Linked DNA regions of Mus musculus: all the other regions are linked to region 4. The links are chromatin loops, found by intact Hi-C in ENCODE. Cell type or tissue: heart. All regions are shown on one strand. Region 1 has its middle 20 kb from the start of 1100001I12Rik. Region 2 has its middle 24 kb from the start of G930009F23Rik. Region 3 holds the start of Slc25a32 (solute carrier family 25, member 32). Region 4 holds the start of Klf10 (Kruppel-like factor 10).

Region 1 (8,000 bases), 330 kb before region 4:
CTAAGCACACACATTCTCTGTTCCTTCATGGACACAGGTTTTATTACAAAGCGGTACGCCTGATGTCCCAATCATCACTGCCATGGACAGATGACTCCCAAATATCTTATACAGAAACTTGCTCTGCTCTACGCCTAAGGTTCTACTTCCCCACTCCTAAAAATTATTTTATCTGTGATTTATCTGCACTCTGCTCCCAAAAGAAAAAAAATAATATCTTGAGATTATGCTATAATCACTTATCTAAGGATTTATAAATTTCTCATTTTGCTGTGGTTTAAAATCTGTGTAACTGCAACATTATTTGGCTTTAAACCTATATAATAAAGGGCTTATAATTAAAAATCTATACATGGGTATATGTCTGATTTTATATTTATTGTAGGGTTAGGTTATTGTTCACCCTTTTTCAGACCCAGGCATGTTTTTAAAGTCCAGGGACAAAAACAGGATTATTGGCTTATAAATTATTGGATATGGTTAAAAATCTGTAAAATCTGTAACAAAAGGTTAACTTAAAACTCATAACTTGGGCTGGTGAGGTGGCTCAGTGGGTAAGAGCACCCGACTGCTCTTCCGAAGGTCCCAAGTTCAAATCCCAGCAACCACATGGTGGCTCACAACCATCTGTAACGAGACCTGACACCCTCTTCTGGAGTGTCTGAAGACAGCTACAGTGTACTTACATATAATAAAAAAAAAAACAAAACAAAACTCATAACTTGTGGTTAGTAATTGAAAGTCAGTGCTTAGGTAATCTTAGACCATGTGGCATGATTCTGTTCTGGATAGAAACCACACATGGCTGTCTGCTATCTTTGTTAGGGCTGTAGAAGATGGAAGCCATGACTTTACCACCATCTTGACTAAGGGCAACAACACATGCCATGAGCTGACCATGGAAACAAGTCTCCATGATATTTTTCAATTGGGGTAGGATTTTTGTATGATTTCTGTCATGCACACCTGTATGTACAAACCTGTATTAACCAGGTTTATAAAAGATAGAATTTAAAACAATGCTTGGTTCATGAGGTATTAAAGCTCCAGGCATTCATATATGAAAACATACTTTACTGACAGCAGAACCTTGTAACATAATAGCAATCATTTAGTAATAATTTTAGAGACATTAAATTGTTTATGCTGTTAGAACTTGTTTTTGCCTTCTAAAAATTATGGTTATTCTCTATGTCTTCACTCTTATAAACTTAAAAATTTTAGAGGTTTACAACATTAAAAAGGTTAAAAATTGCTGGCTTAAAATATGTTTAGCTTTGTTTTTGCTAGTGGTATTAAGCTAAGGACCTTTTTTTGTTTTGTTTTGTTTTGTTTTGTTTTTCAAGACAGGGTTTCTCTGTGTAGCCCTGGCTGTCCTGGAACTCACTTTGTAGACCAGGCTGACCTCAAACTCAGAAATCTGCCTGCCTCTGCCTCTGCCTCTGCCTCTCAAGTGCTGGGATTAAAGGTGTGCGCCACCACCACCCAGCTGGACTTTTTACGAACTAAATTACGGGAAACTGTTATGTTCTGTAATTATACGCAACATAAAGATCAGAGAAGTTCCCAGTTTTTTATGGAATGTGTTTATGGTTAAAGGGTTTTGCTTTAATACCAAGAATCAAGCCATTTTTAAACTGTTGTTTTGAATCTTAACCTAATAGGGATAAAACATAGCTGGGCAGTGGTGGTGCACACCTTTAATCCCAGCACTTGGGAGGCAGAGGCAGGCAGATTTCTGAGTTTGAGGCCAGCCTGGTCTACAGGATGAGTTCCAGGACAGCCAGGGCTATACAGAGAAACCCTGTCTCAAAAAAATAAAAAAAGGAGAAGAAGGAGGAGATGGAGGAGGAGGAGGAGGAGGAGGAGGAGGAGGAGGAGGAGGAGGAGGAGGAGATGTTTAAACTTACTATGATAGAGATTCTCAAATACTAAAAGTGACCTCCCCCACCCCCATAAGGTCTCCATGAAGCTAATAGACACAACAACAAAAGTCTCATCCTAAACTATGGTATGCCAACCTCTGGAAAAGATTGCCCAGCCTGAACTGTGGACAAACAGGACACCAGAGAGTTGATTGTCCCCCACTCCCCATTGCCTAAGATAAGGTGAGGTTAATCCCTCCCATATTCTTCCTCCACAGAAAAAGCCTGTTCATCTTCTGGGCCTGATGGACAAAGATTGCCTTTGCCTGTGATGTCATGGATACCACAGGAACCTGGAAAAACTGTCTAGGTAATGCCTGGTGGACTAGTCTGTCATTCAGTTGATACATAGGCTATTTAGATTACAACTTATCCTTCTCAGATCTCTGATCACATTGACAGCTAAGCTAACTGTACCTTGACAGCTGGAAAACAGCAGGCAACTAGCTCCTTACCCCGAGGTAATCCACCACTGTATTAGTTCATTAGCCAATTCACTGGTTAGTTAAAACTTCCAGGTCTCTTGTTTAAAATGCTAACAGGTTTGCTTTGCTCACAGGCTTCATATTGAAAGGCAAACAGTTTAAAAATGTAACTTTTACAACATTTATCTAAAGGAACTCCTATTACAGTGACTGTCCCCAATAATCAATCACTTGTACCTTATGGTGAATAGTTAGATAGGAAAAAAGATGCAAAGTTATATAAAGGTCCGAGGCTATGAGAGCTTAGGCTGTGAGGATCTAAGAAAAAGATTTAGGGACTAAGAAGGTGGGTTTTTTTTTTTTTTTTGGTTGGGTTTGTTTGTTTGTTTTGTTTTGTTTTTCAAGACAGGGTTTCTCTGTATAGCCCTGGGTGCCTTGGAGCTCACTTTATAGACCAGGCTGGCCTCAAACTCAGAAATCTGCCTGCCTCTGCCTCCCAAGTGCTAGGATTAAAGGCGTGTGCCACCACCACCCGGCTGAGAAGGTGTTTTAAGGTTGGTAAATGCAAGTGAAAGCTTAAACAGTGATAAGAAAGTGATTTAAGGTATATCAACAGAATGAAAATGCTTCAGATTCCCCCCCCCCCCATACCCCATATGCTACTATTTGCATTAAGACTTTGAAATTCAGAGCTTTTTTTTTTTTTTTCAGACAGGGTTTCTCTGTGTAGCCCTGGCTGTCCTGGAACTCACTCTGTAGACCAGGCTGGCCTCAAACTCAGAAATCCACCTGTCTCTGCCTCCCAAATGCTGGGATTAAAGGCGTGGGCCACCACCGCCCAGCTTGAAGTTCAGAGCTTTAACATTAATCAACAGAGTTCTGATAAATTAGTCTAACTCGGGTAAAGCCTTCCACTACACAATCCACTATCACAATCACAAGTTCAAGATTTTAACTTTCCTTTGGTTGTCTTTTAAGTATAGACTTGAAAGTGTTTCTCTATGTTAGATCTGTATACACCCAGTCTCCTGAAGAGAGGCAGAAGCCCCTCCCCCGCTTTCATGGCTTGTAGTCATACTGTACCCCAGGGACCTAGCTATTGCTTATGCTATCTCCTGCCAGCCTCTGTCCTCAGCATCCCCTCTCTCATTCTTGGCATGCACCCTTCCCTCAGTGCCCTCCTTTTCTCTGCCCTCATGGCTCTGTTCTCATCTGTCTGCCAGTCTATATGCCCACTCATCTCCCTCTACCCTTTACCCAGGTCCTCACTCTTCTCCCCTCCCCTAATAAACCTCCTTTAGACCAGATCTGCTGTGTGGCTTAATTTCCTAGGGCACACCTCGGCATGGGCCTGCCAAAGGTCCACATTATATTTCATAATACACAGCTCTTACTCTGATGGATTGCAACCATTTAAATTATCTAATATTTATACCAGTAAAGACACAGGAAGCATAAACTGAGGTAAAAACCTGATAACTCAGCAAGGTAACTTTATTTTCTGAACTATATACAAAGTATCTACTTACCAGCCTGATTCTCCAACTAAGCTGCTAGCGCTTTAGGAACATCTTTGTATGTCCCCCTACTGAGCTAGTCTGCCTTTCTCTTGAGATTCTCCCAAGCTAGAAGAGCTCCTTAGCTCTCTTTCCTAGAGTTCTGTTTTACCCGTGTCTTGCCATGTGCTTCTCTGTAGTTCCTACAGGCCCACAGAGAGAATCTTCATCCCTTGCCTGGAGCTTCTTCCATAAAGGCTCTTCCAAGCCAAAAGAGGGAGTGAGGTCCAGTTGCTATAAAAGAAGTCTTTAGCTCCTCCTAGACCCTTGGTAGGTTGAACCAAGTCGCCTCACCATTATGGTGGTAGGGGTCCCAAGCCAACACAGTAGGCCAAACCTTTACATGGGGTAGCTCAAAGGCATCCAGCTGACTTTGCCTCAGGTCATAGGAGAAAGACCACAAACCCTCTCCTAAGCATTTGCCTTAAAATAGCTTAAAATAGGCAGGCGCTTTCCAGTCTGTAGCATTGTTATCTATGGAGGCTTTCAGAGGCACACCCAAACTGCATCTCTTCAGGACACGCCTAACTACATCTTACTACACAATATCTATTTAAACTTTTATATTTTGCTAACAATTAAGTTTTCTATGTATAATGATCACATACCCTGCAACAATGGGTTGTAGTGGGAAGCTGGTAAGACAGAGGGGTAAGAGCATGGTCACAAAGGGAACCACATTCATTGTGTACCTGAATGCACTAAATCCAGAGAATTTAATGACTTCCACAAGATGGCAATATTTCGCAGCAATATAGGGAGGAAAACTTTGGAATGATGATATGTCAGTTACTTTTCTGTTGCTCTGATAAATGCTCTGGCAAAACAATTTTCAAGAGAAAAGGTTAATTATGGTTCACAAGTCCCATCAAAGTTGGGAAATCTACAGATCCACAGAGAAGGAGCTTGAAGCAGCTGGTCACAACTGTTGGTGATAGGGGTACAGGAAAGAACCAGGATATGGTTAAGGTCTTTTCTGTAGGAGAGAGAGAGAGAGAGAGAGAGAGAGAGAGAGAGAGAGAGAGAGAGAGAGAGAGAGAGAGAAAGACTGAACATGGCCAGGGTGGCAGAGTGGGAGAGAACAGTGAAGATGGGAGATGGCAAGAGATGGAGATAGAGAATATAGCCAAGGAAAGTAAGAGAACAAGAGAGAGTAAGGTGGAACAAGAGAGGACAGAGTGGGTAGCCAGGTTATAAGGAGGGGGGCCTGTGAGCTTCAGGGAGTTTAGGGGAGGGAGGAGGCCAGAAAGGCTAGGATGCTGGTGTGGACTTGGAAATGTATCACAGGCACTGGTGATGCTGAGGGAGCCTGGAGGCCAGCATGGGCTGTGATAGGCACCACTGTCACCATGTGTCCCTTCTGCCAGAGACCACACCTTCTGGCACATGGGAACCAGTTTCACAAGGAAACTAAGGAACGCTAGCTTTTATCTAACTGCCAGAAATCCTCCTGTAGTCCAGGCTGAGCTCATTTCTGCGCCTTCTGGGGTATTGGGAATTAAGAGTTTCCTTCGCACCTGACAACACTGAATCTACAATCTGGAAGCAGACATTGATTAATGCCTATGTTTAGCTTAATTTTTCACTTATACAGTCTGGGATCCCCTCCAGGGAATGGAGGGTCACCCACTGTGAGTGAGTCTTCTCACCTCAATAAAATCCCACACAGGCAAATTCAGAGAACCACATACTGAGCTAGAGGCCCGTCTCACTTCAAGGCACCCTGTTTTGGAAACAAACAAAAATATCTTTAATTCCAGAAGTCAGGAATACAAATTAGTAATCTTTATATTATTAAAGGTAAAAATATCTTTAATCCCAAAGGCAGGTGGATCCCTGACAGTTAAAGGCCAGCTTGTTTGAGTTCCAGGCCACCCAGGGTTATATAGTGGACCCCCCTCCCCTTCCCCCCCAAAAAAAACCCACCAACCTACCTAAAAGCAAACAAAAAGGAAGAAGAAGGAGGAAAGAGAAGGAGGAAGAACAAAATGGTAATACACTTTTGATCTTACTTTATCCCAAATAAATGTTTGGTAGCACATACACATATATGACAATATTCTTAAGTGTTGATACAGACAGACAGACAGACAGACAGACAGACAGAGGTGTTTTATATATATGTATTTAAGTATGCAATAGAGCCAATTGATTTTGAACTGAAATGTATGAAACAGTAAACACAAGTAAAGCTGTTTTTCCTTCCAGCGCTCTCTTTGAGACCGAGTCTCTCTGTGTAGCCCTGGCTGTCCTCGAACTCTGTTTGTAGAGCAGGCTGGCCTGGAACTCACAGAGACATGCCTGCCTCTGCCTCCAGAGTCCTGGGATTTAAGGTGTGTGGCACCACATCCCTCAAGCTTTTCTTTCTCAACAAATTATCCCAGATTTGTGCTACAGTGATGAAAAGCTAACACCACGTATGTATATATAGAAAGAGACTGAATTTTTAAGATTTAGTTTTAATTATGTGTGTTGGCATCCTCCTAACAGCGACCTAGCAGTAGCTTGAGCCATCATCTATCACCATAACTGCATGCATCACTGCTGGAAATAAAGCATATACGAGGGCTGCTTGCCTCCCCAGTCCTCTTCCTCACCTCCCTCCCCTCCCCTCACTCTCCTCGCTTTCACTCTCTCTCTTTCTCTGCTTCCACATATTCCTGACTGCCATCTCTCTCTCTCTTTCTGTCCTTCTCTATTACCAGTTTCTTTGCCCTCGTGGCTGTCTTCTACCCCTCCTCCAGGTCCCCTTCCTTCCCCCACAATAAACCTCCCTTATACTATGTCTGTCACACTGTGTGATTTCTCAGAGGGACACTTTGGCATGGGCCCAGCAGGTACCACCTAACCATGCCGCTACCGAGTTTATATTTCATAACAATGTGTGTCTGTATGTGGGTTTGTATACATGAGTACAGTACCTGAAAAGCCACGAGAGGCCACTGGATCCCCTGGAGCTGGTGTTATATGGGTCTGACTAAACCAAGCCTGGAAGAAGGAAGTGCTCTGAAACACTGAGCCATCTCTCCAACCCCACCTTAAGATTGCATTTTGCAATTGTGTCTGACTAGATACACTGTTAATGTTTGCTTTTCTTTCTAACTACAAGGAACCATAGGATAACTAGTGTTTAACGCTGAGAAGGAACCAATTATTTTGAAGTTTTCTTGCAGCTTCTGTTCGCTGTACTGATGTTTCTAAAGCTAACTTCTAGCCCTATGAGTAAATATAAGTTATCCTCTGAGGTGAATGCTTTGTTGCTTATGCTGAAAGCCAGGCCACCCCTGAATGAGCATGCTGTGAACTCTGCTGAGACACGGGGGCTGTGCTTGACAAGTCTTACACAGGCAGACAGCACTGCACTACCCAGGTGCTATGTAGACATTGATTCATTCAACTTTATTACACCAGAGAGCACAAGAGAGCCAGGACCAATGACACAAGTGCAGAAATTCCTCCACTGAGACAAAAGACTACATTTTAGCCAGGTCAGGAGGCAGAGGCAGGTGGATCTCTGTGAGTTCGAAGCCAGACTCATCTACAAAGCAAGAACCAGGACAGCCAGAGCTGTTACACAGAGAAACCCTGTCTTGAAAAAGAAAAGGCAAAATAAAACAAAACAAACAAACCTTTTTACTCTGTGCTTCTTATGTTCCAGGCTGGAGGCTACTAAAGCAGGGACTGGAAACAATATACATGAAAAAAATATAAACCCAGGCAGGGTCTACATTTTTGGAGAGGTGGCTTAATGGTTAAGAGCACTTGTTGCTCTCGAAGAGGACCACAACCATCCAAAGTTTCAGTTCCAAGGGATCTAACTCACTCTTCTGACCATCAAGGATGCAAAGCACATGCATGGTACACATATGTACATGCAGACAAAACACCCACATATATAAAATAAATATAATTTAAATAAATAAATAAATAACTCAGGCTGGAGAGATGGCTCAGCAGTTAAGAGCACTGGCTGCTTGCTGTTCCAGAAGTCCTGAGTTTAACTCCCCGCAAACACTTGATGGCTCACAACCATCTGTAATGGGATCTGATGCCCTCTTCTGGTGTGTTTGAAGACAGCTACAGTGTACTTACAT
Region 2 (8,000 bases), 130 kb before region 4:
CTTACAATTGCTTGAAATTGTTCCTTTTTTAGACACTGCTAATTCTCAAAATTGCAATTGTCTATGCATATACAACTCAAGTTAAGAAAAAATACTGTTCCTTTAAAGGACTGTCTTTAGGTATTGTGGAACTTTAAAAACAATATCTTCTTAAAAGCAAAAAGGGGGGATTATATCCCTGCACACATTTTTATATCATACTTTTTATTTTAAAATTTTTAAAATTTGAATGCCAAAGAACTCCTTGCTGAGTGCCTTATAGTATCCTACAATTAGACATACTTATGCCTAGGTGAGATGGAAGGATCCACTTATAAGTATATGGAATGATCCTGATCAGGTATTTAATATGGGGAAGAGGACATGTTTGAGTTTTTTCCACAAAATGCTGGAGGAGCTTGCTAGCAGCCAGAGTGATTGGTGTGACAAACTGACACAAAAGGATAATGCTGACCTGTGAGCTTGCTGAGTGCCCTGACAATGGTGATGAAAGAAAGAAAACTAAATTCAAGACTTTAAAGCCCTAGACAGAAAGTTTATTCAAGGTCCATGTCTCATGCGGCTTGCTAGTTAGGAGGGCTTTTTGGGCTTAGAGCAAAGAACAAAGGCTGTAAAGTCATCCCAGGAACCAACTAGCCATAAAGATAGGGAAGACATAAAGAATGTCCGGACTGGCCTGGTGCCTCCCTATCTCCCGCCCTTCTGACCTAAGTTAAATGTTAACCAGATGCTCTGCTGTTACCTCGATCTGCATGTACAGTCTGCTGATGTTTAAATGGACCAATCATGTGAAACCACGCCTCCCCCAGACCCAGACCCTTTTCTATAAAACCCCCTAGCTTTCAAGCCTCATGGTTGAATCCACTGTCTCCTGCGGGAGATTACGTTTCAACCTGGAGCTCCGCCATTAAACTACCTCGTGTATTTTCATCAAGACGGTCTGTTCGTGATTCTTTGGGTGCACGCCAAATCGGGAGTTGAGTGGGGGTTTCCCCACTAGGTTCTTTCAGTGACAGGAAAGCTGTATTGGGTATATGTTCTTGACCCACCTTTGCTTGCCTATGTCCCAGATTAGACAAGCTAAGCTGCCTTGCTTCAAGCTCTTAAACCTTGTGGGACAGAGAACATAGAGACTGTGGAAACTGATTTAGAAAAATTAATCAAGAGGAGGATTTATAATGACTCTTTTCTTTCCTTTAATGTGACCAGTTTTTCTGACTCAATCATGGACTGGTCTAGAAATAAATCCAATATTGGAGATTCCTATTATGAAGATAGCTAAAAATCTTTATCAGCCAGCAGAGTTAACTTGGAGCATAGCCTCCACTATTTACATGAGAAGTAACAGTTTTTCTGTTGATTCTCAAAGCCACCTCCCCCACTCTGGGAGGCCAGACTTGGGCCTGATCATTGCTAATTTACAACTGAATTGAGTGGCTGGAACTTCCTCACAGACAACCTTAATCCTGTTGCTTTCAACCTTGACTTTGTGTTTCAAGCAGGTCGGTTACCTCCATACAGGCTGGCTTTCAGCTAAGCGCAGAGGCAGTGATTCATGGCTATGAAGAAATGCATTGAGTGCATATTGTGGCTTTGGTCTGATTGGGAAAAGGGTGTGCAATGAGGGTCTGCAGCCAAAGATGGGCCACTGCTCTATGGCTTATTTCAACCTAAGACAGAGGCATGTGCCAATAGGCTGTGTTTGTTCATAATAAACACTAAAATGCAGTGTTTGTGCAAATAAACACAAACAAGCTGCATGTGTGCACCGAGATGGGTCAGAAAAAGTCCAATTAGATTCAGTCCTAAGACAGGCGCAGCCACCAGCCACCATAATTCCCAGGCATAAGTAAATTTTATGCTCTAATCCAGCTATTTTTAATAAATAAAAAGGAAGGATCTTCTTGCCACAGCCAGCTAGCCCACCTAAGGTGGAGTCTTCAAACTTAGGTAAAGTCTATTGTCTTGCCACATCTGTAGCTTTCCTCCAAGACACCACTATCTGCTGAGATGCTGAACTTGTTCTCCTGACACTATCCTGACAAAACAGCTATGCTGACAAAGCAATGAGATCCTGGCGTGGAGGGGGATGGGTTCCTCCCCTTTATAAGCTGGGACTCATAAGTAAATATTGGTCTTGATCAGAACTTGTCTTGGCTCGTTATTTCTCTTTCAGCCTTTCCCATCCAAAACCCCAGCTTTCCTTTCAGGAACCCAGTAACCCGTGGCTGCTGGCAGCTACAGCATACGTTTATTATTTGTTTACTTTTTGTTGTAATACGTGTGTGATGTACTTGTGTAAGTGTGGGTGAGGGCATGTGGTGCATGTAAGGAGGTGAGAAGTCAGAGGCAGCTCTCAGGAGCCAGTTCTCTCCTGCTGTGAGTTCCTCGGATTGGACTCAGGTTGTCTGGCTTGTGTGTTAAGCACTTTCATAAACTTTGTTTAGTGTGCAATTTTTGCTTGCATGCCTACTTTAATTCCTCACGGTCTGCATTTCCTGGGTGTCGTGTGATAACTCTACATTTAATGTATTGAGAAATTGCCACACTGTTTTCCAAAGCACCTGAAGCATTTAATCCCAGGAACAAAGTATACAGTCTCAGTTGCTCACACCCTCACCAGCATCTACTGCTTCTCGGTATTGTTTGCAATCCTTGGGATCCTTGCAATCCAGGAAGGGCCCTGTCTGTACCTGCTGAGCAATCCATGTTCCCAAGCTTCATTCCTCCATAAAAAAACCATTATATTCACCTGCGTTAGTTAACTAAGTGGGAACAAAATAATATCATTTTGTGTGCTGGGCACCATGTCAATCGCTGGTAGGCTGCAGAGAACACAGCAAGGGCCCTGCTCTCATGGAAGCTCTGTTCCAGTAGGTATGACATAGGTCAGGGGAGACAGGAAACTAGACATGGGAGACCAGTTGCCACTGGACTGAAGCTGGGGAAGAGCAGCCAGCCGTTCTCCCAACACGGAAAGTGAAGACCTGAGGCTGCAGATCTATGGCTATTTGGGCATGGCTTCAGGGGGACATGCATACATGCATGCATGGATGTGTGCTCCACTGATGAATACAGAAACACTTGACCAGTGGCTTCCACACTACTGAGGACACTACTTCTTCTTCTCTCATCAACCGTTTAGGGACCAGTGGGTCCCCTCTCCCTTCCTTTGCAGGGTGTTTGTGGACCAGACTCACAAAGGTCTTGTGCAGGAAATCACAGCTATGAGTTTGAAAATGCAGTGGCCATGCCATGTCTGGAGATCCATGCCCCACACCTCGCTCACCTCCTCTGCTTCTCGGTCTTTCTCCTGAGATGGTGCTCAAGCTTTGGAAGGGATGACACAGACACCCCATTTATGACTGGACACCAGCCTTTGTGGTCACTGCTGACCACTGTGAAATCTCTCTGACCAAAGCAGCCAGCAGCACTAGTCTATGTGCATACATAGAGTGATTTAGAAGGCTGTCTGACAGACCCATGTCCATTTAGCACCAATAACAGCAGCTTCCCACTAGAGCTATGATCTCTCCAGTCACAGACTTTTGGCCAAGTTTACAGCGCTACACATGCCTTCCCTCCTGTGGAGTGAGCATCAATCCAGTTGGTTTGGGCACCCCTCTCTGACACCACTGTTGCACCTGCAGGCCTATCTCACCTGACTTCTAATGGCTGTATTTTAATGACATCCACTGGGGGATCTGGCCAATAGATTGTGGTCTGAACCGACTCTTGCTTCTTCCTGAAGTGAGTTCCTTCCACAGTCTCAGAACTTTGAGTATGAGCCTAGGAATCTGCCTCTCTCAATTCCCACTTCCCTTCTTGTCAGGTGAGCTAATGCACACCAGAGCCTAGGAGCTACTATAACCAGAAGGTAAGCAGCTTGCTACCACTGGATGGCAGAGCAGGCAGGATCTTGTTACCTGTTTGTGCTGGCTGAGTATCCCTTGGCTTGGTCCCAGTTTCTCAGGGCAAACAGACTTGTGGATCAGGCACCCCTGTGTGCCAGGGACAAGGTGGGGTGGACAGTGCCCCACCCCTTGCCTTGCTCTACTCTGTGGTCCACGTGGTGAGACATCTGGCCCAGTGGCTTTTACCCTAGTGGGCAATAGACTGCGTTCTCATGCCTGTTGCTTCCTGGTGAATGCTGTCTGGACAGAACCCTGGGCTGGGAAGCTGGCCTAAATAGATTCAAGTTCTATCAAAAGGTTTTCAGACAGCCTGGGTACTGACAGACGAAGTTAGGCAATATGTTTGCAGGTCTCTAGATTTATTGTCGCAGCTGTGGTTAAAACTAGTAAGTCTTGCCAGGTGGTAGTGGTGGCCTTTAATCCCAGCATTCAGGAGGCAGAAGGCAGGAAGCAGAGGCAGGCCGATCTACGAGTTTGAGGCCAGCCTCATCTACAGAGTAAGTTCCAGGACAGCCAGGGATACACAGAGAAACTCTGTCCCCAAAAACCAAAAACCTAAAACCAACCAACCAAAACTAATAAGTCTCTGATGGAGGCATGAGCTCTGAGAAATACAGGCATCTTTCCAGCAACAACGACTCCCTTCATGGGCTTATTTGAAGCCCCCCACAAATACTCTGCCTGGTTTACAAGGCAATTCATAACACCCCATGACATTAGTTCCAACCCAATATGTATAACTCTCAGGGTTCAAGGATTATAGGCAGAAGCCTTTCCCTTATGCTCTCTGCTAGCCCTTACAGGACTGAGTCTATGGGAGGAGCAAAGAGCCAGATAGAAGAAAGTGAAAATCACAAGTGTTCATCTTTATAGAAATAGTCATCACAGCAATACGACTTGGACCAGCAATGTGGCTCAGTGGTTAAGACACTTGCCACAAAGCTTGATGATTTGATTTGTGTACAATCCCCTTGACTCACAGGATAGAAGGAGAGACCTGACTTTCACATGTGCTCTGTGACATGCATGTGTGTGGATACATGCATGCATACATACACACAAAATAAATATCTTCAATAAATCTTTTTTAAAAATCAAAATGGGTTGAAAGGATAGCTTAGCAGGTAAGAGTGGTTTCTGCTCTTTCAGAGAACTTGAGTTTAGTTCCATCCTCCTTGGGCCACACACAACCGCCTATAACCACACACAACCTCCTATAACACCCTTTTCTGGTCTTCACAGGCACTGGCACATACTTGGCATAGACTTATATGGACATAGACACCCACATAAATAAAAATAAAGGCCTGATATCAGGGATCACACCTTTAATGTCAGCACTCAAACTCAGAGGCAGGTGGATCTCGGTGAGTTCAAGAACAGTCTGATCTAGATAGTGACTTCCAGGGCTATATAGTGAAACACTGTCTCAAAAACAAATTAGTAAAATAAAAATATAGATATAAAATATAGGTAAAAAACAGCTGGGCATGGTGACTTACACTTTTAATCCCAGCACTGGGAGACAGAGGCAAACAGATCTGGGTTTGAGGCTAGCCTGGTCTACAGAGAGGGTTCCAGGACAGCCAGGGCTACATAAAGAAACCCTGTCTCAAAAACCCAAAACTAAACCAAACCAAACCAAAAACAAAACCAAAAAAAAAACAAAAAACAAAAAACAAAAAACAAAAAAACCCCAACATCAACAGATCCATTCACCCATAAGCCCCCAGACACACATTACAGCTGAGGAAAGAGCTGTGGTTCATTTCCCCAACAAAAAATAACAAGGAACAAATTAATACACCATGTTGCTGTGTACATTTCTAGGCCTAAAGGGTCCATTTAAGTGAGCTCTTCTACCTAGATTACTCTGAACAAATAATTTCAGCTGTTAAGAGCCACAATCAACATAACATATAACTTCTATAAAGGTTATGATGATCCTAATACCTGTAATAAAACACGAAGCGCAATAGAGACGATGAGCACTAATGGCAGAATCTGGTGGAGCTCCAGCTATGGGACAGGCACGTGGGCTAAACACGATGCATGGATTGTTTCGTAACCTTAGGTGAGTTCATCTTCAGAATCATTCAACCAGGGAAGTAACACTCCTACAGGTGGAGAAATTGAACCTGAGAGAGTTGGAGGAGCTGAAGGGTATATACACGGCTCCATCTTTGGCTCTTTGACTACTCCCTCTCAAGTGCCCTAGAGAAGGTACTGTCATATCTGATAGGTGATGGGGGGAGATGTTGGGGATTAAGTAAAACCAGCATTCAATGGCCATTTGGTAGAGGAGACTATATATATTTCTTTAAAGGCAGGGTCTCATGTAGACCAGAATGGCTTCAGATTCATTGAGGTAGCTGAGGGCAACTTCCAGCTCTTGATCCTCCTGTGTCCACCTCCCAAATGCTGGGGTTTGTGTGTGCTCCACCATACCCAGTGAGAAGATAGGACTTATACCCAGAGAGATGTGACTTCAGAAGCACCCTTCAGCCTTTGGGTATGCTTAGGAATATTGTCCCAATGAAGCCCAGTTCAGACAGACTTACATGTATATATGAATTCATGGTGTCAATATTTACACTGGGGCAAATAATGGCAACCACCTATATATCCATCATGAACAATCATACAGTCTGGGATGCATGCTTTCTAGTAGGTACAAGCAGATATTAAAATGAACAAGCTTGATTTTGTATTTGCTGATGTGGAAAAACATACATGAAACAGTAAGAAAATAACATGCACAGTACAGTACTCTTTAGAAGTGCAAATCCATCATTTGCACAGCATGGACATGACCTTGTGTCTAATCTTCAGCCCCATAAAGAAAACAAACACAAACCGTGAGTATGCATTATACCCAGGGTACACTTAGGCTAGGTGATTTGTTTTGTTTTGTTTTTGTTTGTTTGTTTGTTTGTTTGTTTTTTAATTTTGAGACAGGGTTCCTCTGTGTAGCCCTAGCTATCCTGGAACTCTCTCTATAGACCAGGCTGGCCTCACATTTATAAAGATCTGTAGGCTTAGATTTCCCAAAACCTAATTGAATACGACTTTTTAAATGCTTCAGCCTCCCTTCTAGCCTACTCACCAAAGTTATGGAAGAAAGATGTTTAGTAGGACAAGGGGAATGTGAACCTGTTTAGAAACCATTCTTTGGGGGTAATTCCAAACACAAATCAATAGCGGCAGTCCAGTCCAATCAGCAAACACCAAACATGAATCAGTACCAGCAGCTTGTTCCAGAAGAAACTGCCAGGCTCCACCAAATTGGCACAAGTCCGAGGAAGTGGCAAGAAGCAGCCAGAATACCAGGAGGAAGTTCTTTGACATGTTTCTGTCCATGAAGTCACGAGAAGTGAAGACTAGGAAGACCAGTGAAGACCCCTGAAGATCAGTGAAACATTGCAGGACCAACCAATCTAAGAGTGTCCTTCACTGTCTATTGGGTTCTACTTATATTCTTTCCAAATATCATGTGTTCTCTCAAGTGTCCACCTCACTAAAACATCTTCTTATAAGAGTTTTCAGAAAAAATATCACATGACACAACTGAGTCTCAAAAATAACCTAGAAATTTCCACTTCAGAGGTCCACCTGCCCCTGCCTCCTGAGTGAATGGGATTAAAGGCACTTGCTAGCAATACCAGATGTGGACTGGGGAAACTTTAATAAAAAACATATTTATAAATTTTGAGTTGAATAAAGGAAACACACAAGTCCAATGTAGTACCCATGAGGCTCCACTACCACTGCCAGACCCAGGAGCAGGGAGGGCTGTGCAGAGGAACATCCTCATGGTGTTGAACTTCTCAGTAGAGGGCTGCAGTCACTCACTTGGGACAGCTAGAAAAGAGATGGGAGACTGGTACCTGCCCCCTCTCTCTTTCCCTCCCTCCTTTCTACCCTGACTCTATTTACAAACCCAGCCTGGAGACCAGGAGGCAAAAGAACCACGTTGGTGCAGGTCAGCCTTCCTAGGGCACAGGGTGCCTGGGGTGAGTGTGGTTCTAGAGGCAAGTAGAAAATGTCCAGCCTGTTCACTCTAAATACGTGACTGTAAGTCTTGGA
Region 3 (8,000 bases), 820 kb before region 4:
AGGGTTTCTCTGTGTAGCCCTGGCTGTCCTGGAACTCACTCTGTAGACCAGGCTGGCCTCGAACTCAGAAATCCACCTGCCTCTGCCTCCCAAGTGCTGGGATTAAAGGCGTGCGCCACCACGCCTGGCTCTGTAACATGGTTTTTGAACTGATGTATTTAGTACAAGCATGTATTAAAGATGCTTGGTTTTCATCAAAACTTTGTTTCCAATTAAGCCCCCTGAAAGAAAAATTCAACACATTTGGAGAAATGTGTCTTAACATCTGGTTTTAGTGGAGAAAGCTTCACTGATTTCCGCGTAGTGCTATGTTAATGGGATGCTGGCAGACAGCAACTGAGGTCTTGCTGGCATGGTTTTCTGTGGTGTACAGGTGACTGCAGTCATGGTGACCCTCTCACTGGTTTAGTTCATATAGTGCTGAACAAAGTGAGAACTGACTACACCTGGCAAAACTAAGCAGATCCGGGGATAGGAAAGCTGTTCACACTGACATCAACAGCTCTTGAGCTGGCAATATTTATTTAGTACATTTACTTTTCGGTCATTTCCATCAGGTTTGCAAAAGCTATTTTTAAAGTGTGTTTAGAAATGTTTGATCTCCTGTGATATCAACAGCTGTTTCTCCAACTGATACTTTAATAATTAAAAGAAGGTAGGTCATGCTGTTTCCAAAAATTTTCTTGTAGACAAACTACATCATCATTAATAAACAACATGTTCAGTACAAGAGTTTTTAACTAGAAAACACATTTCCAAGCATGGATTTTCAAAAGAATCTCTGAACAGCACAGTTTTTTGTTTTTTTTTAAAGCAATTTCCTCACTTATCATTAAAATGGACTTGGAAAAGCTGCACTGGTGCTACAAACCTTTAATCCCAGTGCTCTTGAGGCAGAGGCAGGTGCATTTGTAGAAGCTTAAGGCCAGTGGTCCATACAGAAAATTCCAGTCTAGACAGAGGACTGAAGCTCTGAGGGCCAGCAGAAAGAATGGAAACAGGCAACCTAGGGAGGTAAGGGGTGGGAGGACCCTCTAGAATGTACCAGAGACCTGGGAGGTGAGAGATTCTCAGGACTCAAAGGGAGGGACCTTAGACGAAATGCCCTATGATGGAGAGAGGGAACTATGATGGAGAAAGTCTACCTCCAGTAAAAAGACAGGGCATCAAGTTGAGGGATGGGGTTGCCATCCCACAGTCAAAAACTCCTACCCAGAATTGCTCCTGCCTAAAAGAACTACAGGAAGAAAAATGGAGAAAAGCCTGAGGAAAAGGAGGTCCAGTGACAGGCCCAAATTGAGATCCAGCTCAGGGGGAAGCCCCAAGGCCTGACACTATTACTGATGCTATGGTGTGCTTACAAACAAGGGCCTATCATGATTGCTCTCCAAAAGCCCCAACAAACAGCTGAAAGAGTCACATGCAGATATTTACACCCAACCAATGGACAGAAGTTGGTGACCCCTGTGTTTGAATTAGGGAAAAGCTGGAAGGAGCTGAGGAGGGCGACCCCATAAGAAAACCAGCAGTATCAACTAACCTGGACCCCTGAGATCTCTCAGACACTGAGCCACCAACCAGGCAGCATACACTAGCGATATGAGGCCCCCAACACATATAGAGCAGAGGACTGCTGGGTCTGGACTCAGTCAGAGAAGATGCACCTAACACTGCAGAGGCTTGGGCCCCAGGGAGTAGGGAGGTCTGATGGGGTTGGGGTGGAGCAGCGACATCCTCTTGCAGAGGAGGCAGGGTGTGGGATGTTGGAGGGTGGGCTGGGAGGGGGATGAAGTCTGGACTGTAAAAAAAGATTAAAGAATAAAAAACAAAAACACACCTGTCTCAAAAACAAATAAAAGGGGGAAAAGAACTTGGAATAGATTATATACTTTATTTTCTTTTAAAAGTCAAAAGAGAAAGCATGCTATTTAATATTCATAACTACAGAAAAGCTTAACAATTTCAGAAACAATTCATAGTTAGGTCATTCTTAGAACTTTGCCATAATTAAGTCAAGGTACTTCTGCTACAACAAATGTTTTTACAATCTTACCTTTCCTTCTATAAATCACTATACCACACAACAGATGTAGGCTGTAATATACTACACTATTCTAAAGGCAGAAGCCAGTCCCCCCTTGTCAACACTATTCTTCCCCGGAAACACAACATACGGCTGAAATGAGGCTGTAAGTTCATTAGATATCACATAAACAGGTATTAGAGGGCCATGTTTGTCTGTAAACAGGGTCCACTATGTATCCCTGGCTGGCCTGGAACTCACTATGTAGACCAGGCTAGGCTGGAACTCAGAGATCTGTCTGCCTCTGTCTCTGGAGTACTGGAATTAAAGGCTTGAACCACCAAGCTTGGTTCAGTTGGGTTGTTTGTTTGTTTGTTTTTAAAGATAGAAAATCCACACTGATGTTCTAACTGTATCCCTGTATTGTAATGTAGCATCTAAACACCTACTTGTAGAGGTAGAGAACTAAGTTCAAGCCCCCTTATGGTCTTCTATAATTCAGTCTCGCTGTCTCATCAGCTTCGGGTACTTCCTGGAGCTCAGCTCAAGCACCTTCACTCCCTGTCACCTAACCCACCTTGCATTTCCTCCTATGCAGCAGCCTTTCTAGCAGGACTTAACCTTCACCCACATCTACCCAAACCTCACACCCCTTGAAAATATTCATTTTATCTTCTAAATCATAATCGCTGTATCCACTTCCAACTTCCCTCATCTAGTCACACAGAAGCAACTAACACTAGTGCAGCACCTGCCATACATCATAAGCGCTGGGTATGATAGCTTAAAACTCATATAAAACCACATATATTTGTGTAAGGTGCTCTTACACATTAACTAGACACATCAGAACTATCGAGGATATTTCAACAATAAAGCTTCACCAGTACTTACCCAGAATTTAAATCCTGCAGAAAACTTACAAGGAAATAACACTAAATAAAATATAACAGATGTGTTTCTTGCTTTATATTTTAAAGCACTCCAAAAATTTTATTTTCTGTTTTGCTATTATATTTCTATTATAAAAATAAAAATAGCCGGGTGGTGGTGGCGGCGCACGCCTTTAGTCCCAGCACTTGGGAGGCGGAGGCAGGTGGATTTCTGAGTTCCGAGGCCAGCTTGGTCTACAAAGTGAGTTCCAGGACAGCCAGGGCTATACAGAGAAACCCTGTCTCGAGAAAAACGAAAAAACAAAAACAAAACAACACAAATAAATAAATAAATAAAAATAGGGAGATACTGTTGAAAAAAGATGTTACTATAAAGTAGAGTTGTATCTCCTAGCATAAGATTCTGTGTCCCAGCTGTCACCCATTCATTCATTCATTCCGATACTTACAAAGTAGCTATTTATGTGAGTTATTGTCTAAACACTGCATATAGGAATAGGATTCTTTCCTCTCTTTTCAAGCTGATAGGAAAGCCTGCTAATCAGCATGAACCATGAGATAATGTGATAAGCACTGACAAATCCAAACAATGTGTACTGAAAACACAGAAGAGGACACTGATGCGCAGGATGGAGGGCACTTGTAGGGATAAGTATGTAAAGATACGTACATAAGTATAGCTCCAAGACAAAGCCTGAAATGCACCCACATTGGCAAGGGTAACGTAAGCCACTGTCTTAGTTAGGGTTTTACTGCTGTGAGCAGACACCACGACCAAGGCAACTCTTATAAGGACAACATTTAGTTGGGGCTGGCTTACAGGTTCAGAGGTTCAGTCCATTATCATCAAGGTGAGAACATGGTAAAATCTAGGCAGGCATGGTGCAGGAGGAGCTGAGAGTTGTTCTACAGCTTCATCTGAAGGCTGCTAGGAGAATACTTTCTGCTAGGCAGCTAGGACTAGGGTATTAAAGCTCTCACCCACAGTGACACACCTACTCCAACAAGGCCACTCCCTGGGCCAAGCACTATAAACCATGACAGCTCCATCCAGCAATGCACTGTTTGGTGAAAGTGGAAGAAAAAAAAAAGTAATGAGGTTCAAAGATTCAAAATAATTAACGTCAAACTCTGGGGACAAATCTACTTTTCATTTAAGAAATATTACCAAAAAAAAAAAAAAGAAAAGAAATTATTACCATGTAAAACACCTTGGGAGCTGGGGGGGGGGGCCATATACCACACGTTAGCAATGCTAGGGGGAGGAGAGAGAACCTTTAGTAACGCAGACAGGGTTTCTCTCTGTAGCCCCGGCTGTCCTGGAACTCACTCTGTAGACCAGGCTGGCCTTGAACTCAGAAATCCGCCTGCCTCTGCCTCCCAAGTGCTGGGATTAAAGGCGTGTATACGTAACTACTTCCCACTAGAGGAAAATTCTCACAAAGGACGTAGAGGTATGTGCCATCTGCAGTTCTGATCCTCACCAGCCCCGTGTGGACGCAGCCGCCTAGGCGGAGAGGGAAACCGAGACCAGAGCGCTGGCCTCCCGCCCCTTTTACTGCTCGAAAGCTGGCCAGACCCAAAGAATCCGGGAGGAGGCCCCTTCCTCTGTTCCAGTTCCTCTCACCTCTTTGTATGTCCAGCTTGGTTTCGCGGACATAGTTGTCAGGGTTTCGGCTCAGCATTTTCACCTTCATCTTGGCGGCTCTGGGTGTCGGACTCCACGAGCCTTTAAACCGGGCTCGACTTACCGGGGCCAGCACGCAGACACACTACTTCCGCCTTCCGCGGGCTTCCTGTCACGTGGCTCCGCAGAGTGGCAGCCGGATGGCTCAGCTGGACCTCGCGGCGTTCCGTAGTCTCTCCGGCTAGGAGCTGGAGGGGGCGGTCCTTCAGCTGTCGCTCGCGTCTTGACCCGAGGGCGAGCGCGCGCAGCTGTGGGCGGGGCCAGGCCTGCTGGGCGGGGCTAAGCAAGCTCCGCTCTGAGGTTTCTCCTACTCCCCGCTTTGCCGCGGGTGTGACTTGCCTGCAGCAGCGTCCCGGGCTCCGGTCCCGGAAGTGGGCTCGCGTCCTGCGGTTCCAGGCCCCGGGCCGCGACAGTCGCCACGGTGGCGGCCACTACATCACGCCCCACGTCGGCGGCGCTGGACGCCGTAGTGTCGACGAACCCGGAGCCCATGACAGGCCAGGGCCAGTCGGCTGCCGGGTCGGCGGCGTGGAGCGCGGTGTTCCGCCACGTCCGGTACGAGAACCTGGTGGCTGGCGTGAGTGGCGGGGTCTTGTCCAACCTGGCGCTGCACCCGCTCGACCTCGTGAAGATCCGCTTCGCTGGTAAGAGCCTGCCCACGTCCCGGGCGGCTTCCCTTGCTGCCAGCCCCAGCGAAGCACTTACACGCAGAAGAGACATTAGTCTCCCCAGACTCTACTACAAGGGGGAGAGCCCCTAAGATGATGCTGTGCACCCTGCGTTACCTGGAGCTAGGATTTAGGAAGGGGACCCCGGCTTTCCCTGTGTCTCCTAACCATAAAGGATAGGGAAAGTGGGTGAAGTTTGAGAGAAAGGAGGTTGTCACATTTGACCCTCATGTTCACGAGTCATTCACTCTTTGGGGTAATTTGAAGTCTTAGGGCAGCCACGTGTTTGGCTGTATAAAGTCAGACGAAAGTACAAGTGTGTGAGCCGGTGCTTTGTCACCTTCGGAGAGTAAGGTCATAGTTTGGGATTAAAATATTCACTAAAGTTTCTTTAGTTTGCAGTATTTAAAAATATGCATTGTCTGGTGAAGGAAGGAGGAGCTTCTACACTCTAAATAACTGTATTAAAGTGTGAATTAAGTATATGGAAATTAGCACGGCATTTTAGGAATTAATACCAAGTTGCATTACATAGGTGAGCCTTGGTAACTATTTAGAAACCATTTCTGTTATTTCATTTATTACAAACTAAATTTTTCCAGAAAATCAAATCTTTAGAGATGGATTTAGTAGAGCATTCTAATTTTATTCGATTTACTTGATGTATGTGTCTTAATGTTGAACAGTGGAGTCGAACTAAGAAGTACCAACAGTTTCTTATCGTTAGGAAACTTAAAAATGTAATTACCCTAAGATATATAAAAGGATTCTACACAACATGAAATCAGTTGCTAAGTAGAATAAATTCAAATACAAAATAAGAGCACAAATAGGCTATATAAAAAGACTATATAAGGAAAGCTGGGGCTGGAGAGATGACTTAGCCTTTCCACAGGACCCACATTGAGTTCTCAGCACCCACTTTGAGCAGGTGGCTCCCAACTGTCTATAATTCTGGCTTCAAGGAAACCTAACATCTCTGGACTCTGCCAGCACATGCACATACCCACCCAGGGGCACATATGAAATATGAAATGATAAAGTAAATATTAAAAAAATAAACATAGGTGGCTTGTATGTATCTGTAAAGGTTCCATATTAAAGTCCTCAACAGGATTAATATTTTGACAGCTAGAGGAGACAAGACATTCCGTGGTGGAGAATGTGTGGTACCTGTGGAGTGTATTCTAGAAAAGACACCGCAGAGAAATAATTCCATGGAGTTTGATATGCAACTATAAATAATTGTTATAATAGTTGCAAACATTGATAACTAACTTTGATTGAATGTATAATAGGCATTTATTATGACCTTTATGAAGCTGATAATGGTAGGGGTTGAGTAAGTTGTCCAAGTCACAAGATGGTAAATAGCAATCTGAGGTTTGGGTTCAGCACTTTCACTCTGAAACTACCCTGCACTTACCCTCTCCCCGTAGCACCTCTAAGTCCCTGCTAACAGTGACTTGAATGTGAATAGATAGTCTTGGACTTCTTGAGATGAAGGTCTGTGGCTTGGTGTCCCTCTGACACAGCTTTCTCTAGGAGCAGAAGATGAGGCGCTGAAACTGAGGGTTGGCCAGGTTGGGATTTGGACAGTGCTACAGAGCTGACTAGTTTGAGGAAAGGCAGTTCTTGGTACCTGAGAAGATTCATTACCTTAGCGTGAGAAGAGTATTGGAAACTTGTAGGGTAGATAAAGTGGTTAGTTACAGAATAAGGGATTAAGGGTAGATAGTAACTCCTAGTTGAAGTCCTTCCCACAGCAGAGCAAGCGTGTGTAGTGGTAAAGCCGGCAGTTTGACTGAATGGCGAAAGGAAGAACTGAGGAAGATGAACAGTGAAAGGTTGTGTCGGTGTTTTAGTTAGGGTTTCTATTGCTGAGATAACACACCATGACGAAAGCACCCTGGGAAGGAAAGGGTTCATTCCTTATAGCTTTCTCATCCATCATCCAAGGAAGTCAGGGCAGAAACTCAAGGCAGCAGCCTGGAGGAGGAGCTGATGCAGAGACTGGAGGAGTGCTGCTTACTGGCTTACTCCTCATGGCTTGCTCACCTGCTTCTTGTGTAACTAAGACTTCTTGCAGCGGGGGTAGAATTGGGGGCGGCATCCCCACCTCCACACTGTGGGCTGGGCTCATCCCTACTAGTAGTCAAGAAAATGTTCTAAACTTGCCTGCAGGCCATCTGGATGAAGGCACTTTCTCAACTGAGGTTCCTCTTCCCAAATAACTCTAGCTGTGCTGAGCTGACATAAACCAATACAGTCATCAATAGGCATCAGTACTGAATAATGCCGACATTTTGTGCTTCCATATAATTAAGCCCACTTATTAAAATTACTGTCTAGCAATGGTGAGGAAGGCTAATCCTGAATGCATATGCTGTAAAACCAAACAATTCATTGACTCCTAAGTAAACTGGAGCTCCAGTGTTAACAGTTAAAAAAAAAAAAAGTAAAAATGTTATGTGAGAAAGGTGAAGGAATTCGTTAAGCTTCATATGGGAAGGGCCGTGCTCACTGTGAATTGGTCCTAAGAAAAGTTACAGGGATGCAGAATTAGGCCTGGCAAAGTAGTGGTACCCTCTGCAATGAAACACAAAGCGGCTGAGGCAGATGCTATTGAAAGAGGTTGGGAATGGGCATTGAATAAGCTCAGTGATTGACTGCTACCGTAGGTCTTAGGCACATAGGTCATAAGCTCAAAACCTAGTATCACACACACA
Region 4 (8,000 bases):
CCACTAGCTCTTTGGTACCGGCTTCCCTTAGTCCCCACTCCAACCGCCCAGAAGGACGGGAGGGACGCGCAGAGGCGGGCCCTGCTGCTAGTGCCTGTGCTGCAGATGGGAGGACGAGCCAGCGCCTGCCGCCTTGGGCGTGGGCGGTGAGTGCGAGCAGGTGTCTGTTCCGTGACAGGGCTCCCGCCGCCACCATCTCGCCCTGGTTCTCCCCAGTCCTCCGGCTTAGAGTGACAAAACCCGGCAAATGCTCAGAAATGCCGCTCAGTGGTTCATCCATCCCTTGCTTCCACGCAAGACCCACGAGAACCACGCTGCCAAAGAACGTCTGGTGGCTCGGAGCCGCGCTCGCAGCCTCCGCCTCCGCCTCCTGCTCGGGGTCCCGCCCACTCCCTGGCGGGCCCAGACGCTGTGGGCGCGAAGGGGACTGGGCGGAGCGGGCTTCCCTTCCCACCCCCCACGTGGGGCCGGCTCTCCGCAAAGCCTAGTCGCCGCCACCGCGCCTCCCAGCTATGCCCCGCCGCCGGCGCCGCCCCCGGGCATGGGCGGAGGACTGAAGGCTAGGGTTGGGCGAGGGGCGTCACGGAGTCAGGTGGTCCCCGGAGTTCCCCGGGGCTGGACCGAGGGAACACGGTGCCTCGGGTTGTGTACACGCTCCACTGACAGAGCCTCTTGCAGCCGGGCAGCCGCTGATCACGCGTGGCTCTGCCAGCTCATTGGCTGAGGCCTCACACACCTTTGCCGCTGATTGGTCGACACTAGGCCCCGCCCTCTACCCCGCCCGCGGCGCGGGGCAGGCAGAGCGGCTACCTGCACGGGGAGGGGGGCAGACAGCGCGGAGCGCGGTGGCGTCGACGTCTAGTGTCTCAGTGCTCCCGTCTGTGGCTAACTAAGCAGCCAGCAGCCAGGCAGCTCGCGACCTGCGGCCAGGCAGCCAACCATGCTCAACTTCGGCGCTTCTCTCCAGCAAGCTTCGGTAAGTTACCTGAGGATGCTGGTCCTTTCCTGCCGGTCAGTGTAGGGGAGCCAGCCGGAGCGCGAAGCATGAGCCCCTAAATAAGCCACGCCTGAGAACCCAGGCTGCAGCGGGGTCTTGCAAGGGATTTCCTCCCTGCAGGCTGGAATATCATCGAGGGCATGTGCAAAAAAAAAAAAAAAAAAAAAAAAAAAAAAAAAGGGTCGGAAGAAGCCTGGGACCTGGACCAGGGGAGAGCGATCCTGGGTATCCAGGAGACAAGGAGGACTCTCAGGGAGACCCCAGGAGACGAGTGAGCTGGAGGGGCTGTCTCCCTGGAAGCGCGGTTTAGATGGAGGGGGCGCCCTGCACCTGGCTCTGGCGGGAGATGCCCCTGTCTGCACCAGGAATGCGACCCGGGGTGACAAGGACTACTCACGGTCTGCCTAGCCGAGAGGAGGGCGCCTGCTCTTCGGGGGAGGGGGAAACCCTGCCAGGTGGAGACCGCGGGGCTGGGCTAGCCCGGGGCTGGGGGAGGGGATGGCCGGCTTCGCGCGGGGTATGGAAGGCACGCGGACTCTGCGGCCGCCAGGGGAGCCGCGGCGCCCCCGCAGACGTCGGGAGGGGACTCCCCATCCGAGGCGGAGGCAGGTGGCTGCCTATAGATTACTCTTGGCAGGGGGCAGGGTCCTGCCTTGGAGCCCGACAGCTTGGCGGGGGAGTCGGGACCGCGAGACGCGGGGGCCGCGTGTCGAGGCGGGAACCGTGGGGCCGCGCGCCTGGAGCCCGTGCTGTGGGCGCCGCACGTCTGGGAGCCTGCAGAGACTGCTTGCGGGGGCTCAGGCTGCCGGAAACAGCAGTCGGACGAATGCTGCAGATGCGGGTAGGCTGAGGTCCCGCGGGCCGAGTGGGCGGAGTGCCCCAGGCTCCGGCCGCTCCCCGGAGGCGGCGAGCAGGAGGAGGGCGGCGGTCGGGCTTCCGCGGGGACCCGGCCCCACCTCCCGCAGCCGAGGCGGAGGCCAGGGATGGGCGGCGAACGGGTGCACCCGGGGAGCTTCTCGTCCCCGAGTGACCCAGCCCCGGCCTCCGCCAGGGGCGGGAACGAGGCCCGGCCCTGCTGTCGGTTCCTAAGGGAACCGCGGCTCGGAGGAGGTGGAAGGGGCGGGCGACTCGGGAGCCGACACCGCCCAGCCCTCGCGCCGCCCGGCGCGCACTGGCGAGCGGTTGGCGGCGGCGCCCGCGGCCCCTCCCCGGCCGAGCGGGGGCGGGGGCCCGTGCTCAGGAAGTAGGGGAAAGGTGACGGCGCGGCAATTCCCAGTTCACGTTTCCTGCGCCGCCCGGAGCAGTCGCTGATCACGCTTTGTTCACATGCCTCGCCCCCTCCTCCTCGCGCCCCCACCCTGCCCGCCCAGCCAATCCGGACGCGGGCCGCGGGCCGGCCGGCCAATGGCAGGGGCGGGGCGCGGGGACGTGCGCGCGGCGGGCAGTGTTCCCGGTGACTCACCCGCCAGCCTCATTGAGGTTAGGGCGGCCCCATCGGTCGGTCCCCGCCAGCGAGGATCTCCCCCGCCGGCCTCCCGCGCCCCGCCCCGCCCCGCCCCGCCTCGCTTCTGCCTCCACCCGGCTTCCCTTTCCTGCCTCGCACCAGCTCTTCGCTCCCTCCCGGCTTCCCCTCCCGGCTCACATTCTTCACCCCTGGCTGCCTTTTTTCCCACCCCTCTTTCTTTGAGTTGGTGACTATAGGCTTTTTACACTTACAGTCTTCATCCATTGCAGCTTACATAAAGGCGCGAACGATTATGCAATTACATTGTTAGTGATGTTTCAAGAACCGTGTCTTGTTTTCCCACACTCAGCAGGAAGATAGGCATTTTTAGAAAAGCGTTAAGATTATCATTGCCATTTTATTTATGTATTAGGTTTTTGCTTTGTCTTTATGAGTTCAGGCTGGCCCTGAACTAGTTATATAGCCAGAGTTGGCCTGGAGCCTTATATTCCAGGCTCCCCCACTTTATGAGGCTTTTCATAATTTTTGCAACCTCTACTTTAACCAGAAGAATTTGGAAGTTCTTTTTAAGAGGAAAGTAGAGATGGTTGGTGATTCTTTTGAAATTCAGGTCATGGAACTTTTAATGTGAGACATTAGGTCGAAGGTGTTGCACACAGAGCATGATCGGTTATCAAATCATGTTTTAATTAAATTAAAACCAACTTGTACTCGGGGTTTTTTGTTTGTTTGTTTTTGCATATCCCAAGAACATATTTTATGCCTGTCTGGTCCCTTATGGTACAGAAAAGCATTGTGTTTAATAAATCTGATAAAAATCATAGATATTAAGAGATTGAGACTTGACCAAAATAAAATATTTTTTTCCTCTTTGGTTGCTTTGTGTGTTTTGCATTTTGAGATGCAACTTCCAACTTCTTGGCCTCCACATTCCTGAGATTATACATGTATCCCACCATGCCTGGCTGTATTTGTGTGTGTCCACTTATTTTACTCAATCTCCACCGTATGTGATGAAGTTACCAATTTCAGACTTTAGGTAACTAGATACCACTTTAACCTGGAAGTAGTTTAAGTCAAATTACATTTTAAGACATTCGTCTTAATTCCCTTACTGGTAATAAGGTGGCCTTTAACCTTGAAATAAAATAGCAAGCATTGGGCATTCCTGCGGTTTGGATAACCAGATAACTGATTAGCTTCAACTTTTGTTTTTGTAGGAGGGGAAAATGGAACTAATTTCTGAAAAGCCCAGAGAGGGGATGCATCCCTGGGACAAAGCTGAGCAGAGTGACTTTGAAGCGGTGGAAGCGCTCATGTCCATGAGCTGCGACTGGAAGTCTCATTTCAAGAAATACCTTGAAAACAGGCCTGTCACACCAGTGTCTGATACCTCCGAGGATGACAGCTTGCTTCCAGGGACGCCTGACCTTCAGACAGTCCCAGCATTTGTAAGTATTTTCAGTGGGTAGAAGTGACAGCATTTTTTAAGAGTTTACATAATGGACCTCTAATTCCTCTCCTTGCTTGTGTTTGTATTTGTAGTGTTTAACGCCACCTTACAGCCCCTCTGACTTCGAACCCTCCCAAGGGTCAAATCTGACTGCATCAGCGCCATCTACTGGCCACTTCAAATCTTTCTCCGATGCTGCCAAGCCTCCAGGCGCCACTCCTTTCAAAGAGGAGGAAAAGAATCCTTTAGCTGCCCCTCCTCTTCCTAAGGCTCAAGCCACCAGTGTCATCCGTCACACAGCTGATGCCCAACTGTGCAACCACCAGTCCTGCCCCGTGAAAGCAGCTAGCATCCTCAACTATCAGGACAATTCTTTCCGGAGAAGAACCCACGGAAATGTTGAGGCTACTCGAAAGAACATACCCTGTGCTGCAGTGTCACCAAACAGATCCAAGCCTGAGCCCAGCACAGTGTCCGATGGTGATGAGAAGGCGGGCGCTGCACTATATGACTTTGCTGTGCCTTCCTCAGAGACAGTAATTTGTAGGTCTCAGCCAGCTCCTTCGTCCCCAGTGCAGAAGTCAGTACTGGTGTCTTCACCTACAGTATCCACTGGGGGAGTGCCACCCCTGCCTGTCATCTGCCAGATGGTTCCCCTTCCTGCCAACAACTCTCTTGTTAGCACAGTTGTCCCCAGCACTCCTCCTAGCCAGCCACCAGCTGTCTGCTCACCTGTGTTGTTCATGGGCACTCAGGTGCCTGAGGGCACCGTCGTGTTTGTGGTACCCCAGCCCGTTGTGCAGAGCCCAAGGCCTCCAGTGGTGAGCCCCAGTGGCACCAGACTGTCTCCCATTGCCCCTGCTCCTGGATTCTCTCCTTCAGCAGCAAGGGTCACTCCTCAGATTGACTCGTCCAGAGTAAGAAGTCACATCTGTAGCCACCCAGGGTGTGGCAAGACTTACTTTAAAAGTTCCCATCTGAAGGCCCACGTGAGGACACACACAGGTACTGACCGAGTGGGCTCTGTCTTTGAAGTGGGTGTGTATGTGGAGTTAGACTGTGGACACAAATGCAAGGGAGGGTGAGGTAGATGACTCATTGTCTTTAAAATTAGTCAGTTTGTCCCTAGGCCTGGTGCCACACCCTTGTAATCCCAGCACTTGGGAATTGGAGGCAGAGGAAGCAGCACATCTGGTAATATATACATGATATATATGTATTTATTACATTATTTATTCAGGCGGGGTTTCTTTGTGCAGCCCTGGCTACCCTGGAACTCAGTCTGTAGACCAGGCTGATCTTGAACTCAGATTTCTTTCTGCCTCTATCTCCAGAGTGCTGGGATTAAAGGTGTGAACCATGGCGCCAAGCTTTGATAATTTATGAACTGACCAGCTTTCAATTTTAAACTCTGTGCGTCAATGTATAGTAACCATCTGGCTTTCTTTGCTTCAGGGGAAAAACCTTTCAGCTGCAGCTGGAAAGGCTGTGAAAGGAGGTTTGCTCGCTCCGATGAACTGTCCAGACACCGGCGGACACACACAGGTGAGAAGAAGTTTGCCTGTCCCATGTGTGACCGTCGGTTTATGAGGAGCGACCATTTAACCAAGCATGCCCGACGCCACCTATCAGCCAAGAAGCTGCCAAACTGGCAAATGGAAGTTAGCAAGTTAAATGACATTGCTCTGCCTCCGACCCCTGCTTCCGCACAGTGACGGCCAGAAGATGGAGACGCAGAATAAACTTTGGTCAGAGTCAGGAGCCAGTGATGGTGTCAAGTGCTTCTGCAAGGCTGTGGCCCTCCAAAAGGGCCTAAAGTAGAAGCCCTGGCCTGGGGGAGGCCCCGCCTGGGTGAAATGACAAGAAGTGCTTCAGCCACAGGCAGGTCACAGAGGACAGGGCTCAGTTCTTACCACAGAGAGAGAGGAGAACCCTTTTATTCCTCCCTTATTTTAGTCTGGAAAGTTTCGGCTGAGGTGAGCGCAGCACAGGTTTTGAATCACATACACATTGGGGACTTTGTTTTTGCCATTTATACTTGAGACCAGCTTTGCAGTGTGATTCTTTCAAAGGATTGGTTTCAAGAATATAGAGGCTGGAAATTACGGTACAGAAATGGAGCTAGAAAATGAGTTTGTGTTACACAGAGATGTCATCTTCTCCTAGAGTTATCTTGTTTCTTATTCCTAGTCTTTCCAGTCAAATCCGTGGATGTAGCTAAGTATATCTAAAACTCATTTTTCCACTATTGTTGGTATTTGAAGTTGAACAGCTGTACATTGCTGTGGGGGAGCCAAAGGATTGGAACCCTCATTAATTTAATTGCTTGGAAATGCAGCTAAAATTCTTCTTTGGCATTTTGTTTTGAAAGTTTAGGCATTTTACTCTACTTTAGATTTTAGTTTGCTTGCAGTTTTTTGTGTAGATTTGAAAATTGTATACCAATGTGTTTTCTGTAGGCTTAAAATACACTGCACTTTGTTTAGAAAAAAATCTGGAGATGAAAATATGTATTATAAAGAAGAGATGTCAAGAATTTGAGATAACTCCTTGAGAAAGTTGGCTTTATGTCATCAGCAAAGGACACTTAACGTCAAGCATACACTGTGGTTTTTTTGTTTTTTTGTTTTTTTTTTTCAAATTAGAAAGTTTAATGACCGTTACAGATGGACAGTGTCTTTTTATTTATAGGAGTTTTTCAGGATGTCAGAGTAGATAGGTAGGAAAATTGTTATTAGAACATTCGCTTCTACCTTGAAAAGGATGTTAATGTGGTCATGTTCTTAGCACCACAGTGTCTGGGCATCTGGGAAACTCCGAGACTTTTTTAAAGTGTCATGATGTGATCACACCTGCAGTTTGGGGCATCGAATCCAGGGCCTTGCATGTCTTCTGTAAGAGCTCTCATCGCTGACCTGTATCCCCCGCAAGAGCAATGACTTTTGCTAACAGTATTTCTTTTCTGTTGTAAAGTGGACAGATGATACACTTGGTCGCAAAGGTAAATTATTCAAAATCCACAGTGAAAACCTCACCACACTTTCCCATTTAAACTATTTCCATATCTCAGAGGTTTCTGACATGCAAACTTGAACCCTTGAAAGAAGAGTTTTCTTAAAAATTATAAAAAATCACGAGTTACAATTTGCACAATATTTTTTGTTGAACTTTATACCTTGTTTACAATAAAGACTTTTCTTTGGTATACACAGTGAGTCTGTTGTATGTGTTAAAACCCATTCTCCATCTCACCTTCATACTGACCTCATTCAGATCAGAACCTGAGGCCAGATTGCTTTAAGATGATGTAACTGCTATGACCAACAAGAGAAGGCTGACCTGTCATCTGGAGGGACTTGTTCAAGTTGTACTCACTCAGACCAGGAAGAGATACTCTAGATATAACAGATAAACTGGTCCTTAAGCAGTGTGAGAGGCCAGGCCACCTCTGCAGAGACACTTGCTAGTCACTTAGGAGCGTTGTAAGTAGGGTATGACTTTTTTCTTTTAATAAGGTCACTATTTTAGTTGGCCCAAAAGTCTCACTGCTCTTGAGAAAATCTGCAAAGGCCCCTGCTTGAACACCTGGCTCACTTTTTGAGACAAAGTCTTATTGTAGCCCAGGCTAGCCTGGAACTCAAATAGCCCAGGGGGTCGCAATTCTTCTGTGCCTCTGGAATGCTAGGATTCACCACGATTCCTTACCCCAACCTCTTGATTTGTTATTTTTACCATCCTTGTATGAATCTTGTTTGAGGCAAATTATTGTGGTATTCTAATTCTTTTGTTGTATATTTTTGGGGATTCTATAGGAAAGACTAGTTTAGTCTCCTTAGTTATTCCTGTCGATATGGATTTGTGGAGACATATATCATTCTCTTAAGTTATAAGGGTTTTGTTACTCAGCTGTCCCAGTGTGATCCTTGGTTTCTTGTTTTGTTTTGTTTTGTTTTGTTGGTTTTTCAGGACAGGGTTTCTCTCTTTTTTGTTTGTTTGTTTGTTTGTTTGTGAGACAGGGTTTCTCTGTGTAGCCCTGGCTGTCCTGGAACTCACTCTGTAGACCAGGCTGGCCTCGAACTCAGAAA

Evidence for each region. A loop is a pair of places that touch in the nucleus more often than their neighbours do. Peaks named below come from ENCODE experiments on the same cell type or tissue, not always from the same donor. Only the 100,000 strongest peaks of a DNase experiment are listed, where the experiment ranks them.
Region 1: it touches region 4 in a loop (4-fold over the local background); 15 of 42 quality-filtered maps call a loop at or near these places.
Region 2: a loop joins it to region 4, with 4 times the contacts of the local background. A loop is called at or near these places in 7 of 42 quality-filtered maps.
Region 3: a loop joins it to region 4, with 2.9 times the contacts of the local background. A loop is called at or near these places in 6 of 42 quality-filtered maps.

The regions. Positions count from the first base shown.
Region 1 is chr15:38,624,097-38,632,096 of GRCm38, reverse strand. No RefSeq gene overlaps it. Among named protein-coding and RNA genes, the nearest start is that of 1100001I12Rik, 20 kb to the left of the region's middle. In heart, a CTCF peak has its summit at 4,635 (motif pointing right); no DNase peak of the experiment used is centred here.
Region 2 is chr15:38,427,895-38,435,894 of GRCm38, reverse strand. No RefSeq gene overlaps it. Among named protein-coding and RNA genes, the nearest start is that of G930009F23Rik, 24 kb to the left of the region's middle. In heart, a CTCF peak has its summit at 3,890 (motif pointing right); a DNase peak (open chromatin) is centred at 4,054.
Region 3 is chr15:39,109,595-39,117,594 of GRCm38, reverse strand. It overlaps Slc25a32 (solute carrier family 25, member 32), which reads left to right and starts at 4,879. Exons shown (of 7, transcript NM_172402.3): 1 at 4,879-5,247. The coding sequence starts at 5,094. Dcaf13 (DDB1 and CUL4 associated factor 13) reads right to left here and starts at 4,721. Exons shown (of 11, transcript NM_198606.2): 1 at 4,544-4,721. The coding sequence starts at 4,613. In heart, no CTCF peak of the experiment used is centred here; a DNase peak (open chromatin) is centred at 4,814; H3K4me3 peaks cover 2,098 bases; H3K27ac peaks cover 1,342 bases.
Region 4 is chr15:38,293,535-38,301,534 of GRCm38, reverse strand. Klf10 (Kruppel-like factor 10) reads left to right here and starts at 824. Exons shown (of 4, transcript NM_013692.3): 1 at 824-976; 2 at 3,683-3,913; 3 at 4,008-4,920; 4 at 5,371-7,129. The coding sequence starts at 941. The coding sequence ends at 5,630. It overlaps Gm35248 (a long non-coding RNA gene), which reads right to left and starts at 2,788. Exons shown (of 3, transcript XR_001781645.2): 1 at 2,714-2,788. In heart, CTCF peaks have their summits at 1,547, 2,117, 2,360 and 4,089 (motif pointing left); DNase peaks (open chromatin) are centred at 634, 2,024, 2,224, 4,134 and 1 weaker place; H3K4me3 peaks cover 3,192 bases; H3K27ac peaks cover 3,562 bases.